Regions from separate parts of the Homo sapiens genome. Here region 2 is linked to region 1. The links are chromatin loops, found by intact Hi-C in ENCODE. Cell type or tissue: PC-3. All regions are shown on one strand. Links, peaks and the distances in the headings refer to the core of each region. The heading gives the core; the rest is flanking DNA.

Evidence for each region. Peaks named below come from ENCODE experiments on the same cell type or tissue, not always from the same donor. Only the 100,000 strongest peaks of a DNase experiment are listed, where the experiment ranks them.
Region 2: a loop joins it to region 1, with 2.8 times the contacts of the local background. A loop is called at or near these places in 5 of 110 quality-filtered maps.

What each region holds. Positions count from the first base shown.
Region 1 is chr1:64,168,405-64,177,088 of GRCh38, forward strand. All of the region lies in intron 8 of ROR1 (receptor tyrosine kinase like orphan receptor 1), which reads left to right. Among named protein-coding and RNA genes, the nearest start is that of UBE2U, 31 kb to the right of the region's middle. In PC-3, for the core only: no CTCF peak of the experiment used is centred there; DNase peaks (open chromatin) are centred at 3,497 and 4,297; H3K4me3 peaks cover 1,724 bases; H3K27ac peaks cover 2,781 bases.
Region 2 is chr1:64,218,902-64,227,585 of GRCh38, forward strand. UBE2U (ubiquitin conjugating enzyme E2 U) reads left to right here. Exons shown (of 10, transcript NM_001366232.2): 6 at 1,958-2,006. Among named protein-coding and RNA genes, the nearest start is that of UBE2U, 20 kb to the left of the region's middle. In PC-3, for the core only: no CTCF peak of the experiment used is centred there; a DNase peak (open chromatin) is centred at 4,610; H3K4me3 peaks cover 547 bases; H3K27ac peaks cover 1,339 bases.

The DNA.
Region 1 (8,684 bases), core at 358-8,357:
ACATGGCAGATATTTAATAAATGGTAGGTATTGTTAAATTCAGATTACAGATATCTAGGATAGGAGCCATGTCTTCTCTCTTCATGGTTCTTTCATGGCCCCTCATATAGTAGTCTGTATGTATATTCTTCAGTATATTGTATATACAGTATCAGTTGACTGACTGATGCAACTAGCTATTAAAATATATCCTAAATGATTGGCTCTAATTGAAACTAAAGGAAACTGGTGATATGGCCCAAGCTATGACTACAAGTAGTCATGTAGTATATAAACCTAATAAATGCTGGTTAATGGTTCTTATATTTTTCTCTACCTGATATTTCCAAAGCATCTTTTCAAGCAAGAGTATTGTTTTCTCTCAGTTGGATAAGTTTAAATTGCCCAACTAGGTTCATCAGACACATTGTGGTCATTCATCATGCAGAGAGAAGGGACCCAGATCACTAAGGAATTGACTGATCCAGAAAACTACATCCATTTATTCCAGGGGCTCTCAAAGTGAGGCCTCTAGGCCAGCAGGAGTCTCCTCAACTGAGAACTGTCAGAAATGGACAATCTCAGACCCACATAGGAACTCTTGAGGTGGAGCCCAGCAATCCCAGCAATCTGTGCTTTAACAAGTGGCACTGATGCCTGCTCTGATGTAGACTATGCTGGTCAGTACTTGAGATTCAGGAAGCAAGTCAGCCCATAGGGAATACCAATCTCAGAGAAAACTGTGCTTCCAAAGAGAAAAAGGACCTGGGATAGCCCTCCTATTACCAAAAATACTCCTCTAATTTTAGTAGGGCCAGGGTCTGCTCATCATTCCTCTGATGGGGTGTATTAGTCTGTTTGAACACTGCTGATAAAGACATACCTGAGAATGGAAAGAAAAAGAGGTTTAATGGACTTACAGTTCCACATGGCTGGGGAGGCCTCACAATCATGGCAGAAGGCAAGGAGGACCAAGTCACATCTTATGTGGATGGCAGCAGACAAAGAGAGAGCTTGTGCGGGGAAACTCCCCCTTATAGAACCATCAGCTCTCATGAGACTTATTCACTATCACGAGAACAGCATGGGAAAGACCTGCCCCCATGATTCAATAACCTCCCACTGGGTCCCTCCCACACCATATGGGAATTCAAGATGAGATTTGGGTGGGGACACTGCCAAACCATATCATTTGACCCCTGGTCCCTTTCAAATCTCATTTCCTTACATTTTAAAACCAATCATCCCCTCCCAAAAGTCCCCCAAAGTCTCAACTCATTTCGGCATTAACTCAGAAGTCCACAGTCCAAAGTCTCATCCAAGACAACGCAAGTCCCTTCTGCCTATGAGCCTGTAAAATCAAAAGCAAGTTAGTTACTTCCCAGATACAGTGGGGGTACAGGCATTGGGTAAATACAGCCATTCCAAATGGGAGAAATTGGCCAAAAAACAAAGGGGCTACAGGCCCCATGCAAGTCCAAAATCCAGCAGGGCAGTCAAATCTTAAGGCTCCAAAATGATCTCCTTTGACTCCATGTCTCACATCCAGGTGACTCTGATGCAAGCAGTGCATCAGACACCTCTGCACCTTTGCAGGGTAGAGTACCCCTCCTGGCTGCTTTCATGGGCTGGCATTGAGTGTCTGGGACTTTTCCAGACTCACAGTGCAAGCTGTTGGTGGGTCTACCATTCTGGGGTCTGGAGGACAGTGGCTCTCTTCTCACAGGTCCACTAGGCAGTGCCCCATTAGGGACTTGTTATGGAGGCTCCAACCCCACATTTCCCTTCTACACTGCCCTAGCAGAGGTTCTCCATGAGGGCCTCACCCCTGCAGCAAACTTCTGCCTGGGCATCCAGGCATTTCCATACATCCTCTGAAATCTAGGTGGAGATTCCCAAACCTCAATTCTTGACTTCTGTGCACCTGCAGGCTCAACACCACATGGAAGCTGCCAAGCCTTGGGACCTCCAACCTCTGAAGCCACAGCACGAGCTGTACCTTGACCCCTTTTAGTCATAGCTGGAGTGGCTGGGACACAGGGCACTAAGTACCTAGACTGCACACAGCAGAGGGACCCTGGTCCCAGCCCACAAAACCATTTTCTCCTCCTAAACCTCTGGGTGATGGGAGGGGCTGCCGTGAAGACCTCTGACATGCCTTGGAGACATTTTCCCCATTATCTTGGTGATTAACATTTGGCTTCTCATTACTTATGCAAATTTCTGCAGCCAGCTTGAATTTCTCCTCAAAAAATGGGATTTTATTTTCTATTGCATTGTCAGGCTGCAAATATTCCAAGCTTTTGTTCTGTTTTCCTTTTAAAACTGAATGCCTTTAACAGCACCCAAATCACCTCTTGAATGCTTTGCTGCTTAGAAATTTCTTCCGCCAAATACCCTAAATCATCTCTCTCAAGTTCAAAGTTCCACAAATCTCTAGGGCAGGGGAAAAATGCCGCCAGTCTCTTTGCTAAAACATAACAAGAGTCACCTCTGCTTCAGTTCCCAACAAGTTCCTCATCTCCATCTGAGACCACCTAAGTCTGGATTTCATTGTCCTTATCATTATCAGCATTTTGGTCAAAGCCATTCAACAAGTCTCCAGGGAGTTCCAAACTTTCCCACATTTTCCTGTCTTCTTCTAAGCCCTCCAAACTGTTCCAACCTCTGCCTGTTACCCAGTTCCAAAGTCACTTCCACATTTTCGGGTATCTTTTCAGCAGCACCCCACTCTACTGGTACCAATTTACAATATTAGTCCATTTTCACACTGCTGATAAAGACACACCTGAGACTGGGAAGAAAAAGAGGCTTAATGGACTTACAGTTCCACATGGCTGGGAGCGCCTCACAATCATGACGGAAGGCAAGGAGGAGCAAGTCACATCTTACGTGGATGGCAGCAGGCACAGAGAGAGCTTATGCAGGGAAACTCCCCCTTATAGAACCATCAGATCTCATGAGACTTAGTCACTATCACAAGAACAGCATGGGAAAGATCTGCCCCCTGACTCAATTACCTCCCACCAGGTCCCTCCCACAACATGTGGGAATTCAAGATGAGATGTGAGTGGGGACACAGCCAAACCATATCATGAGGCAAGCACAAATGCCATGTGAAACCTGCTATTCTTCTGTAGACACTTGTGTCCAGCCAGAATCAGCTTCAAAAGAATAGCATAGATTTGAAAAAGGGCAGCAGTCAGTCTTGGGACATTAGAACATGGGGAATTAACTGGCCTTGAGTGAAAGGGACCACAGGGGGAGGTTTGGAGCTGACTTATGAATATGGATCCTGTTTCAGCACCTACTGTTGTTAAAGCCCCGTTTCTGTCCCAGAGAACCACCCTGGGCTCGATTCCCTGCACCCTAATGTAGCTCTGTTTTTCATCTGTGTGTCTACTTCAAGTTAGACTCAAAAGTAGAGCAATTATATGACATTATGTTCAAGGCAAAAAGTGACAGAGCAGGCTTCATGTTGCATACAAATGTTGGCAGCTATTGCAAAATCCTCACCGCATATCCTATGGTAATCACTTCCTTAAAGTAAGCAGGAAATAGGTTAGTAGTAGGCTGCTTCACCAGGAGTCATTTCAAATGTATTGTCACCTAAGGTATAACTTCCCAAAGATGGAAAGAGATAAAGCCACTGAGTCTGCCCTCTTTATCCATCTACAGCCACCAAGGTAATTACAGTTTTTAAAAACGCTACTCATAGTTCATTGCTTTCATATCTAAAGTTAAGAGATCTAAAAGTTCCCCCACATCCCCACTTAGCAGTCATGACTAAGGTGAAAAAAGCCACCAGTATCAGCCTGGTCTCTCTTATCAGCAGTTTAGAAAGTACTACAATTTTCCCATCTGACTCACATCTAAATGACTCGCATCTAAAATGTTTTTCCTTAATTTTCCTTCCGTAAAGAGTTCATTTAAACTCTAATACTGTTGCTTTTCAAAAATTTCTAAAGAAAGAAGCATCTTGGAACAATGTATTAACTTCTGCATCAACTTTTATTTCATATAATAATTTTATATAATTTTTTAAAGGCAGATGTGTGTTTACTTTGAGAAGTAAAAATGTTAACATTGAAACTGAAAGCCTGTTTCAGTTTTAAGGTACTTAATTGCCTTACAGCATATAATAAACCGAGGCCATCTTGTCCTTCAACTAATGGAGGGAGTGATAAAGAGATAGGAGCCCGGGACCCTATTCATTCCAGTTTTCCTTTGTACTTGGTTTACTTTGGCACCATGCCTCATGTGTATTTTACACTTCTTTACATTTTGTACATCCCTGTATGACAAATACTTGTCAAACAAAAACTAAACAGATTTATAACCCCTTAACTTGAAATGAGCCAAAATTGAACTGCCAAAACTTTATGACTTCATTTTCTTTCATAGTTTTCCACCACATTGGTTCAAACAGACAAACTCCACTTGAGGTCAAGCAGAGGTCATTTCACTTTCATTACTAAAATATAATTTACAATATGCCAGACCTAAACAAGTTTAGCCTAAAGGGTTTGTATAATGTAAACCATCTGTTCCTCAACAATACAGCTAATTTCCTGCCATCACCGTACAGTCTACTGACTGCTTCTTTAAGGGTTTTTATGATTTTTTAACTAGTTCAGGATTTATGTAAAATTTGAAAATGAGTCTATAGTTAGGATTCATTTGTACCAAGTAACTTGAGCACCTTAAAAATGCAAATCACTGTGGAAATTGTTCCCCTGAAACCAAGCTAGGAGCATTTTTTTTCTGGGCACTTCTTTGCTGGCAGCTGCACAGGTGTTCGAAGGGAAGATTTTGTGGACTCTGCCATTTTAGATGCTTTCCATGCCTCTTTGCAAAGCAAACCCCCCAAATTTAGTTTTCAGTAGCTCTAGTAAATGACTCCTTGGAGAAGACTTGGGATTATATGCTATATGGCCCACTGGATATTGGTGAGATAGGACAAGATACACTTTGGGGTAAAATCTACTTTCTTTCATGTGTCTGAACAGGGAGGAAGAACAATTATAATTCCATAGAGTGACCACATACTGAAGGCTAACCTAGCTCTGTGAGGTGGCAGGCCTCTCAGGCTGAGCCTCCAGAGACATTCGGCTTCAATCTGGGATTGCTGGCCAGCAGGCTTCTCTGGTTTCAAACAGAATGCTGGGGCCGAAAAACAGAGAGCCTTGGAGTTGCAAGTGTGGCTCTTTCGGCTCTCCTGAAAATTCTTGATACTTTCTTTAGCCCCTTTCTCCATCTGTAAAATAGCAAAATTAGGCGTTCTGTTTCCAAAGGCAAGTATATGAGAACAAATTTGCTTACCTCAGTGGAGGGGAATGCAGCTGGCCTTCTTAGCCACGAAGCCCCAAGGCCATGTGTAGGGCTGATGCCAAGGTCCTGTCCACCTCTTCCTCTTTTCCCACCTCCAGAAGTTTGGCTGGCTTGCTTCCTTTACCCATCTGCTACCATCCACTCTTCCACACGAGTTCTTGTTGCCTTCACCTTCATTCACATCTCAGAGGAGCCAGCTACAGGCCACTCAACTTCTCACCCACCCTCAAGCTCCAAAACAAATTCCCTGTCATTTTTAAAGGATTTTTTTTTTTTAACTAGCAACTACAGGAGAACAGAGAAAGATTAACAGGAAGAAAGTTAAACACTCTGCAACTACTTAAGGCTTAAATGGATCTAAATCATTTGCATTACTTTACTTCCTGGATGACTTTCCTAATAAGGATAATAAGAATGATTTAAAGGGCACTTATTAGGTGGGAATTACGTTCATACATCGTTGTATTTAATTCCTACTGCAACAGCTCAAGCTAGATAGTACATTAGTTCATAGATATGGAAACAGAGGTTCAGAAAAGTTAAGAAATTCACCCAAGGTCAGTGATTAATATTATAAGACCTATGCCACAGGATCATGGTGTTAAATAAGTTAATATTTGCTAAGTGCTTAGAACATTATCTGGCACAAAGTAAGTGCTATGTAAGTATTAACTATTATTCATAAAAAGCAGCAGATTCAAGATGCAAACCCAGATTTATAGGAGTCCAAAGCTCACTTAGTTTGAATTATGCCATACTGCCTATGGATACTTTTCAAGCAGTGAAGGAGGAGAGGGTATTGGGTTTCTAACTCCTCATTATACCAGCCTAATATTCCATGAGTTTACTTCCTAATTCCCATTTTCCACAAAGAAGTTTTAGTACTCAGTCCCTTAAAGTTCTCTGTCTCCAAAAGCGTAGAGATCTTATTTTTGTCAAAAAGTAAGTGATGTCTACTTTGCCATTCAAGGGACCTTCACCTAAACTGGATTTATTTACATCATTAGGAAAAGTTCTCATGGAAATCTCCAATCTTAATGTCATGCAGGAAAAATTCACCTTGAGTTACTCTTGCCAGCAAAAGTAAAATCATCTGAGTGCTACAAGACAAAAAAAGTAGGGTTGGCTCAACTGGTTACCTTTCTCATCACCCACACCTTGCTCTCTCAAAGGAATTCTACAAGCTCCCACAAGAATACAGACCCTAAAAGCAAAAGGAAAAATGGTGGATGGACTTACAATTGCAAAAGATATTTCCTAGTTCAGTAAGATGGGAAGATTCGCCTATTGTTTTTTTTTTTTTAAAAAAATAGTTATTTAATTTAAAAAAATAGTAATTTAATAAATTAAATAGTTATTTAATTTAATATATTCACCTGGTTGAAAAATTTTAAAGCATAGAAAAGCAGAACCTCTGCCCCCCTTTTTCTAGTTTCTACTTCCATACCCCCAATAATCACTGCTATCTATTTCCCAAGTATCCTTTCGTAGTTTCTTTATTCTTATACAAAGAAATATGTTTCATGTGTTCTTTTTCTCCTTCTCTCTTACACAAAAGCAGCATCCAGCATTAACTGTTCTGTTGCTTTTTATTTTTAGCTGAGCAAAGGATTTTGCAGACCTTCCCATACCAGTACATACGAAACGTCCTCATTCTTTTTTTTCAAATGTGGAATATTCTATTTACTAGCTCCACTGTAATTGATTTAATATATTCTCTATAGGGACATGGAGGTCATTGATAATATTTTGCTATTACAAACAATACTATATTGAATAGAACTAGATCAATAAGATTTAATTTACTGAAAGTTTAAAGCAACAAATTACCATTACTTTCAGCACAAGTAAACTTTCTAAAACTCATTTCCAAATATAAACCTCACAAAATCTGCTTTGATGAACAAATAAGACCAATTTATAATGAGACAGTTTATTTGCATAGAATAATTAATGTTCCAAAATCCCCAATCCCAATTTGTCCTTTTAAGTGAGTATTTTGCTGCAAGTTTATTTACACTTACAATTAGGTTAGTGGGCATTTTGCCCTGGAAAATATCAGCCTAGAACAAATCTAATCATCATGAATTCTAAATTAGTAGAGTTTGGATAAGAGAACTTTTTTACCAAATTATCTAAACTGTTGTTTTAAACTCTGTACAGAGAGCTCTGGATTTCATATGTATTTCAACATTGTCAGTTTCAGTTAGAATTTTCAGGGTAGTATTCTTTTTTAAAAAATAAGGATTTGAAGGATGGGGATTATTTGAAAAATCAGTTGTATGTAAAATGCATTGTTTTTATTACTTTCTTTTCTAACAAATTAAATGAAACATCAGACTAAATTTGAGGTACATTTTAAAATAGTAAAAACATATAACATTATAGACATTTACTTGCCAAGATCAAATGTCATGATTCAATACTTATTTTCATTGTGAGCTAATGCCTTCACCTGTCTGTCTTAAGGTCAATTAATAAACAACCCACTTGCGAAGACCTAGGGATATACGTTGGTATGAAGGGCAGTGCTTCCAATAAGATTTCCCTTGAAATCTCGTTGTGAGGACAAAATACATGCATAAAAAGAACAGAAACATCAAGTTGATAATAATAACAAAAAGTTAAATAGTACTTACCATGGGCCAGACATAGGTCTGAGTGCTTTACAAACTTTAACTCATAGGTCTGAGTGCTTTACAAACATTAACTCATTAAAAGTTTGCAATAACATGGTAAGTACAATTATTATCATCCCATTTTATAGATGAAGGAATTGAGGCAAAAGTTAAATGTTGTATCTGGGGTCACACAGCTGGTAAGTGGAGAAGGCAGGATTCCAACTCAGACTGGCTATGGAGGCCACTTGTGTAACCAGCCACCACACTGCTTTGTGTATGTGGTGGCATTCACAGTAAAGGCAAAAGAGTCTAGCAAAGAAATGACCATAGTGGTCAGGGAAGGTTTTGCGGGAAGTGGGGCCTGAAACAGGCTTTTTAGAAAACAAAGGATTTAATCAATGGAGAAGACCGCATTTCAGACCTTCCCATCTCTATTGTGAGTACTTCAGAAGGACAATCTTTTGTTTTGGTTTCTCTTTTAGCACAATAAATATTCGAAGAATGGCAGAACATTGGAGGAACAAAAGTATTAGGCAAGAATGTAAATGGTTTCAGGAGTGGACATTGAGAAAACCTATTTAACTAAAGTGATGCCATCACACAGAGAAGTAGCAAGGGATCATGTCAGGAAAGTGAGTTAGGACCAGATTACAAATGCTCTGAGTACCAGGCTGTAGCCTCTGTGGTAGTGCTTCTGACACCCTAATCTTCACAGAAACCACTGGGGTCTTGTTAAATGCACATGCAGATTCA
Region 2 (8,684 bases), core at 314-8,313, 50 kb after region 1:
CATCGAGTCTGTTTTGTTTTGGGAGCCCTCTTTCCTGTGGCACTCTATCCTTCCTCTCCATTTCTGAATTGGCAGTTCTCTTGCAGGTGTGCTGGGATGGCCTTTTTGGTGCCTGCTGGGTTGGAGCTCCTGCTTGCTGCTCAATCCCCATTTTCCTTGTGGTTGGTTTTGCTCCTTTGTTTTGTTGGAGTACATCTTCTAGGAGCTTCCTAGTACCTGGGAGCTAAACCTTTTATAACTTTGCATGCCTAAAAATGTAATTACGTTACTGTCATATGCTCATAGTTTGGTTAAATTTTAGTTTGGAAATAGTTTTCTTTCCAAATCGTAAATACTTTACTACATTTTAGTTTCTAGTGTTGCTCTTGAGAAGTCTAATTTCATTCCGATGTCCAATTTTTCACATGTGATTTATTCTTTTTTTTTCTGGAAGCTTTTTAAACCTTCTTTTTATTCCCAGTGATTTGAAATTTTTGATAATATTTCTTTGTGTATCCTCCCCTTCCCTGCCTCCACATTACATAGGACATTTGATAAGCTATTGAAATCTCAATCTCTAATCATTCAGTTCTGGAAAACTTTCTTATGTGATATCTTTTATAATTTCTTCTCTCTTCATTTTCCCTATTGACTCTTCTAGATCTGCTCTGATTTGAATGTTGGGTCTATTGATCTGATCCTCTAATTTTTTTTTTTTTTTTTAGACGGAGTCTCACTCTGTCTCCCAGGCTGCCAGGCTGGAGTGCAGTGGTGCGGCAATCTGGGCTCACTGCAAGCTCCACCTCCTGGGTTCACGCCATTCTCCTGCCTCAGCCTCCCAAGTAGCTGGGACTACAGGCGCCCGCCACCACACCTGGCTAATTTTTTTGTATTTTTTTAGTAGAGATGAGGTTTCACCATGTTAACCAGGATGGTCTCGATCTCCTGACCTCATAATCTGCCTGCCTTGGCCTCCCAAAGTGCTGGGATTACAGGCATGAGCCACTGCGTGCAGCCAATCCTCTAATTTTTTAAAACCAAATTTCTCCTATTATCCATCTCTTTGTTCGTTGTATATTCTGGAAGATTTTGAGAAAAATGTTTCTGTTTCCTATTTTTCTCTTTTTTTGTGGTTAGGATTGTTCTCTTTTATGGTATTGACCTTGCTCAAATGTCTAGTGATCTTTGACTATCCATTCTTATGATGGACATATGATGAATGGACTATTAAAAAGACTGGAAGTTCTGAATACAGGCTGGGCTTGTTGACAGTTTTATTTCATTGTAGAATTATTCAGTGAGAACCTGGCCATTTCATTAGACTTAACTATTTCTCCTGAGAGGAATCTGCCAGGCTTGTGGAGAGAGAGAGAGAGAGAGAGAGCAAGTGCAAGCAAGAGAGAGAGAGAGCACTGCTAATACTCTGACAGCTGGACGAGGGGAGAGAATCAGGAATCTTGTCTGTTCGATATGATTTATTCCATTTTCAGTTTCTTACTCCATCCTGTTTTGTTTCTACTGTCCTCCAGTCCTGAGTCTCTCTGGCCCAGTTTTTCCAGAGGTTAAATATCTTCCTTCTTGCGTGAGCAGTGGTCATCATGTGATTGCACAAGATGAGGGTATAAGTTTTTTGTCTGTGCTCTCCCTCTTACCCCTCCTTCCAGAGGTATCTGGCACATTCAATTCCTGAACTGTTTCACAGGTTCTGAAGTGCGAATCCATTTGCTTTTCGTTGGTCTCCTCTCATCAAGCAGTTTTTTTTTTCAAATTTCTATGGCCTGCTAAGACAGTTACCACTTGACATCTGCTTTCTATCTTGAAAAATTTTCTTGTCATCTTTCTTTTGCTCTCCTTGAGATTTTATATCTTATTTTTATTCCTTTATTACCATTTTATTGAGGCTTTGGAAATAGTGCACATAAAGCCATATATTCAATCTCCAAGTAAACCAGAATCCTTTCATATTTTTTCTTTATAGTGAAAGATGACAGCCAGGAGTTACCTAAAGACCCACGTAAATGTATCAGGTAAGTTTTTCTTTATACAATTTATGTCGATTTATTTACCAAAAGGACTATTTATTTAAACTCTTTATGTTTTTCATCATAATTAAATGTTTGTTTTTAATTTAGAAACATCTTATAATATCTTTTTAAAATATTGTTTTCAGAAAGAACATGGAAAATTTTGAATTCTTTCTAGTTGAATTAAAATTAAATGTAACTACATGATCTCGCTTTTTTCTTCTGAGATGGAGTTTTGCTCTTGTCGCCCAGGCTGGAATGCAATGGCGCAATCTCAGCTCACCACAACCTCAGCCTCCACGGTTCAAGCGATTCTCCTGCCTCAGCCTCCCAAGTAGCTGCAATTATAGGCACCTTCCACCACACCCGGCTAATTTTTTGTATTTTTAGTAGAGATGGGGTTTCACCATGTTGGTCAGGCTAGTCTTGAACTCCTGACCTCAGGTGATCCACCCGCCTCGGCCTCCCAAAGTGCTGGGATTACAGACGTGAGCCACTGTGCCCGGCCGATCTTGCCTTTTTTATATTTTTGAAAAGAGAAGAATGTATTGTCAACAAAATCAGCACAGATCATTATAGATCACAAAAATTCAAGCAATTTAGGAGAAGATAAGGTCTAGATAAAAATGGTAAGAGTTAGGGCTGAAGCCATTGTACCTTTTGGGAGACAGTCTGTAAATGTGGCATCAGTTCATCTTGAACACCTGAACAAGGTATAGGCCTAGAAACACACATACGGTTCGGCGGCATTTAATTTCTTGAGCATTTCCATCAGCTTTATCTTGATAGTCAATCAGATTTAGAAAACAGCCAATTAACTAGTGTTGTAACAGTGTTTACTTTAGCTCATATTTCCTTGACTAGCTCTGTATAAAAGTTGAGTAAAATTAGATAACTTATGGCCGAGAGCAGTGGCTCACGCCTGTAATCCCAGCACTTTGGGAGGCCAAGGCGGGTGGATCAGGAGGTCAGAAGATCGAGACCATCCTGGCTAACATGGTGAAACCTGTCTCTACTAAAAAATACAAAAAAATTAGCCGAGCGTGGTGACAGCCACCTGTAGTCCCAGCTACTCGGGAGGCTGAGGCAGGAGAATGGTGTGAACCCAGGAGGCAGAGCTTGCAGTGAGCCAAGCCGAGATGGTGCCACTGCACTCCAGCCTGGGCGACAGAGAGAGACTCCATCTCAAAAAAAAAAAAAAAAAACACAAAAACTTAAGTGGCTTATCTTCATGAAAAAATGTTGAAAAATTGCAGAAAGGTAAGCATAATCTAGTTAATGGTACACTAAGTTGGTATTCAATAGAGGACATTGCCACCCCTTAAATGTGTCAATGTGGTTGACCATCCTGGCATAAAATAGGCCTATGATAAATATTCAATGCATAAAGGTGGTTTTATCACCTAAAACATGAATGTCCTTAGATATCAAAAGTTATTACTCTTTATGGTATAGTTATTTGCAGTTCATAAAGATACAGTGCCCGTGTTTACTAATAAGGCAGTAAGAACAGAGCAGAAGACCTTCTGTGGTCTCAGCTTCAGCAGGTCCTCTGAGCCAAACCAAGGATAAATGATGCTAGAATCAGGTCTGATTTGTGGTATTCACCTTGTGCCAGCCTGAACTTCCTAGAGAAGCCTTTAGGTAATACTTATTTGAGGCAATGCAGTCTAGATTTCAATGATACGCTAGACTCATGCTGTGTATCAGGCTGCACTTCGTTGTGTGTCTGTGAATTCTAATGTTAGCCCCTGGTACAGTTGCTCTGAAACAGAGCTCAGTTATGTCTAGTTCTTAGTTTTTAAATAATGCATTCACAATAAGATCTTGCAGAAATTATTCAAAGAAAGATGCTGCTGTTAATATTGTGTGTCTAGTGCCATATGCTTAGAACTTTGCATTACTTCATGAGCTGGAAGAACTGGCCTGGCTGTAGAAATGTATTCCAAAGATATATCCAGGCAGTTGGACCCCCGGTTTCTAAAAGACATAGCAAAACTTAGGCAAGGTCTATTCAACTGGGTACAGTATAGTTGGGGGAATCTAGTTGATGTTCAGGAATTGAAGGTGACTTGAACTTGTGCTAGTCATCTGGGATGTTTGCAGTGGTCTATAGGATACCACTTACAGACAGGTTTTCAGCCCTTGGGAGAACAGCTAGTACTTAGAATGTACTTAGAATGTACTGTAGTCATCCACGTACTTAGAATGAATTCACTGAGCATATGTTGTATACCAGGCATTGTGCCCCAGTGTGAGGATACACACCTGATTAATATGTCATCCCTAACCTCACGAGATTTATATTCTAGCATTGGAAGCCCTCTTCTTTTTTCCCCATTCCATAAATACAAATTATTTGTTTTATTTTGTATTAATTGTTGCACAGTATCAGAAGATGTTCCTCTTCTGAAAGGGAGACAGTGCAAGAAGTAGGCCTGTCGATCCATTAGGTCAATGTAGACAGTATTTGCCACCAGAGAATGTAGTTGGAAGACCACAGGGAAGGTATCAAGATCGTGGCTAAGGGAAGAATGCTGAGGGCAGATTGAATCATATCTAAAATGAGTCATATTTAGCAGAAACTTTCCCCTGTGGTTTTTATTTTTTCTAGGCTTCCTTCAGAGGCCTTCAGTTTTTCACTAAGTCATCCATCTCTGGGGCCTCTTTTAAGTGGAACTGCCTCTTTTAAATGCAATCAGCATTTTATTGGGCCATGACTGTTTATTGTTGTAGTACATAAATATAATATAGTAAGTGCTATGACAGACGTAAGATCAAGATGCTGGGGGAGCACAGAGGGAGAAACATCTTACTCAGGCTTGGCAGGGATTGGGAGACGAACATATAAAGACAAGTTTTCATAGGAGGTGATGCCAAAGTGGCTTCTAGAGGCAGAATGGGGATTCACTGATAGACTATGGGGCCAGGGGATCCTAGGCAGAGGGAACAGCACATTCAACAGGAATGGAGCTACAGCAGGACATCTTTCCAACAGCCTGACACAGGGGAATGCATTTTGACAACCTAAATAAAAAGTTAAAATGAATCATGAATGCCAGGGGCAACCAAAATAAGATTATCAGGAGCTGAGATAAAAACTAGAAGAGGAAAGGGAGGGGAGGATTGGTTGCTCGGTAATCATGAGAGGAGATGAAAATGAAACATAGATGGTGAACATGCTAAATATACACCTGTATGCGAGTGGCTAAATCATTTAAAGGGGCAGGCACGAGACAAAACTTGAGGGATACAGACAGAAGAGTGTAACTTTTGCATTTCATATTAAAAATCCTAAGACAAATGCATGCCTTTGACACAGCATTTCCACTTCTAGAAATTTATCTTTATAGATATATTTAAACAAATATATAGAGATTCCAAAAATGTTCATCATAGAATTATACATCATGAGAAATTGAAAACAGAATGTCCAACAAAACTGATTAAGTAAACATTGGTTTAGGCAATAATGTCCAAAAAGCAGCCTTTGGGTATGATTCTGGAGACATAGTTGCTAACATTAAAAGTAAGCGGGCCGGGTGCAGTGGCTCTTGCCTGTAATCCCAGCACTCTGGGAGGCCGAGGCGGGTGGATCACCTGAGGTCAGCAGTTTAAAACCAGCCTGGTCAACATGATGAAACCCCGTCTCTACTAAAAATACAAAAATTAGTTGGGCATGGTGGCGCGTGCCTGTAATCCCAGCTACTCAGGAGGCTGAGTCAGGAGAATCGCTTGAACCCGGGAGGTGGAGGTTGCAGTGAGCCGAGATTGCGCCATTGCACTCCAGCCTGGGCAACAGAGCGAGACTCTGTGTCAAAAAAAAAAAAAAAATTAAGTGAAAAGTTGGACACAGAAATTCAGTGTTGCAAGATTAAAAAGTTCTAGAGATCTCTTGCACAGCAATGTAACTACACTTAACACTACTGAACTGTACACTTAGAAATGGTTAAGATGATAAAGTTATGTGTTTTGCCACAATAAAAAATAAATGAAAAGAGTGCCTTATAAAATACTGTATAGGATATTATCACACACACACACACACACACACACACACACACAACTGAAAGGCATTTCTAGAATAGCAAGTGAGAGAATCCCAATTCTTCCATTTACTATGTGACTAAGAAAAGTTAATTTCTCTGTGTCTCAGTTTCTTTATATATTAAATGCTAGTAATAATGGTACTGATTTCATAGAATTACTATGAAGATTAAATGAGTTAAGTACATAGAAAGTAATTATAATAACTTTAGTCAAAGATAACTCGAGAACCATTATGAAGTAAACTTGTAAATGGTATTATCTTGAAAAATCAAGATTTGTGAAATTGAAAGGAAAAATGAGTAAAAAATTGGGAGAGTAATGTGAAGACCCTAAATTTAGTATTTGTATGCTGTGAGAGAATCAGTAAGAAGGCTGCTGTTGCTAGAACACAGCAAGGGGGAAAAGAGAAGAGAGGTAGCTGGAGGTAAGAGAAGTAGGCTGGGCCAAATCACTTAGGACTTTATAAACCGTGTAAGGAATTTAGATTAATTTTATTATACCAGGTAAGGAAATTGGGACACTGTTGAACAGCTTTTAGGAAAAGGAGAGACAGAATCAGATTTAACTTTTAAAAGGAGTACTTTTAACTGCCATGAGGGCAATAGTTTGTGAAGGATCTAAGGTGGAAGCAAAGAGAAGAGTTATTAGGTTATTTTGGTTGATCAGGGGCAAGACAATGGTGGTTCGGTCAAGGGTTTGGGCATAGGTATGGAGGAGGAGAAATGAGTGGATTCAAGGCTTGCGCCGAAGGAGAATTACTGATTCGATGTGAGTTGTGAGAAAAAGTGGGACCAAGGGTAATTACTAGATTTGGGGTTGAACTGGGTGGGTTCTGCTGTCATTTACTGAGATGGAGAAGATTGAAAGAAGACATCATTGACTCAAATTAAGATGAATAATTCCATTTGTTGGTAAAGATATGGAGTAATTGGAGCTTTCGTACATTGCTGCATATCTTGTTTTATCACTTTACATGCCCACAACCAGTTTGAAACAGTTTAAGTTTCTTATAATGTCAAACATTACCTTTCCTGTAATCCAGTAATTCTACTCCTAAGTATATACCTAAAAGAAATGAAAAATATATGTTCACAGGAAGAGTTGTACACAAATGTTCGTAGCAGCTTTATTTATAATATCGCAAACTAGAAACAACCAAAATGTCCATCAACAGTTGAATGCATAAATAAATTGTGCTTTATTAATATATAGAATACTATCAGCAAATAAAAATGAATTAATTATTGATACATGCAACAATAGGGAATAAGTATGCAGGCATTATGTTGAGTGAAAAAAACCACAGTAACAAAAGAGTACATACTATGTGATTCAATTTATATGAAGTTCTAGGACAGGCAAAACTAATCTGTCAGATTAATCCGATCGGTGATTGCCCAGAATGTCAAGGGAGATTGACTGGGAAGGGGCAGTAGGAAACTTTCTGGAATAATGAAAATACTCTACATCTTGTATGAGGTAATGCTTATGCAGATGTACACTTTTGTATCAAAACTCATCAATCTGTACACTTAAAACGTGTGCATTTTATTGAGTGTAAATTATGCTGCAATAAAATTTATTTTAAAAAGCTATTCAAGCCAGGTGAGATGGCTTGGGCCTGTAATCCCAGCTATTTGGCCAAGGTGGAAGGATTGCTTGAGCCCAGGATTTCAAGACCAGCCTGGGCAATATATTGAGACCCATCTCTTAAAAGAAGAAAAAGATATTCAATTATCTTTACAACTCTCTTATATTTCTAAAGTTGTTTCAAAATAAAACTTAAAAAAAAAAAAAAGGTATTCAAACCTTTTCAGTGAGTAGAGAAAATGTCTACATTTCCAAACCTCCAAACTCAGATTCTAAAATCTGAGATTACTACACGAAAGGAAATTATAGGTCAATACCTTTTATTAGCATAGATGCATAAACTCTAATCAAAATATTACCGAATTGAATCCACATTGGGATAACAATGACCAAATGGGTCTGATTATAAGAAAGCAAGGTTGGTTTAATATTCAAACATCAATTTGTTTAACACATTTACTAGCCAAATAAAGGGAAAAGCCGTAAAATTATCTCAGTGAATCCAGCAAAAGTATTTGTTAAAATTTAACACCCATTCATGATAAAAATTCTTAGCAAACTGAAACAGAAATTCCCTTATTTCAGTAATAGGAATCTACAAAAGTCCAACAGCCAACCTCATACTAAAATGTGAAATGTTTAATGCTTTTCTCCTGAGTTTTGGAATAAGGTAAGTATGTCTACTACCACCACTTCTATTCAACATTGTACTGGAGGTTCTAGCCAGTGCAATGAGGCAAGGAAAATAAATAAAAATTTTAAGGTTTGGAAAGGATGAAGCAAATTGTCTTTATTCATAGATAACATGATTATGTGCATAGTGAAATCCAAATGAATATAAAAAAACTTGAAAATTAATTAGTGAATTTAGCAAAGACTCATGGTATAAGATCAAAGTTAAGATTAAAAATTAACTATGTTTCTATATACTCATAATCAACAGATAGAAATTGAAATTTTAAAAATACCACTTACGGCCAGGCGCCATGGCTCATGCCTGTAATCCCACCACTTTGGGAGGCCAAGGTGGGCAGATCATCT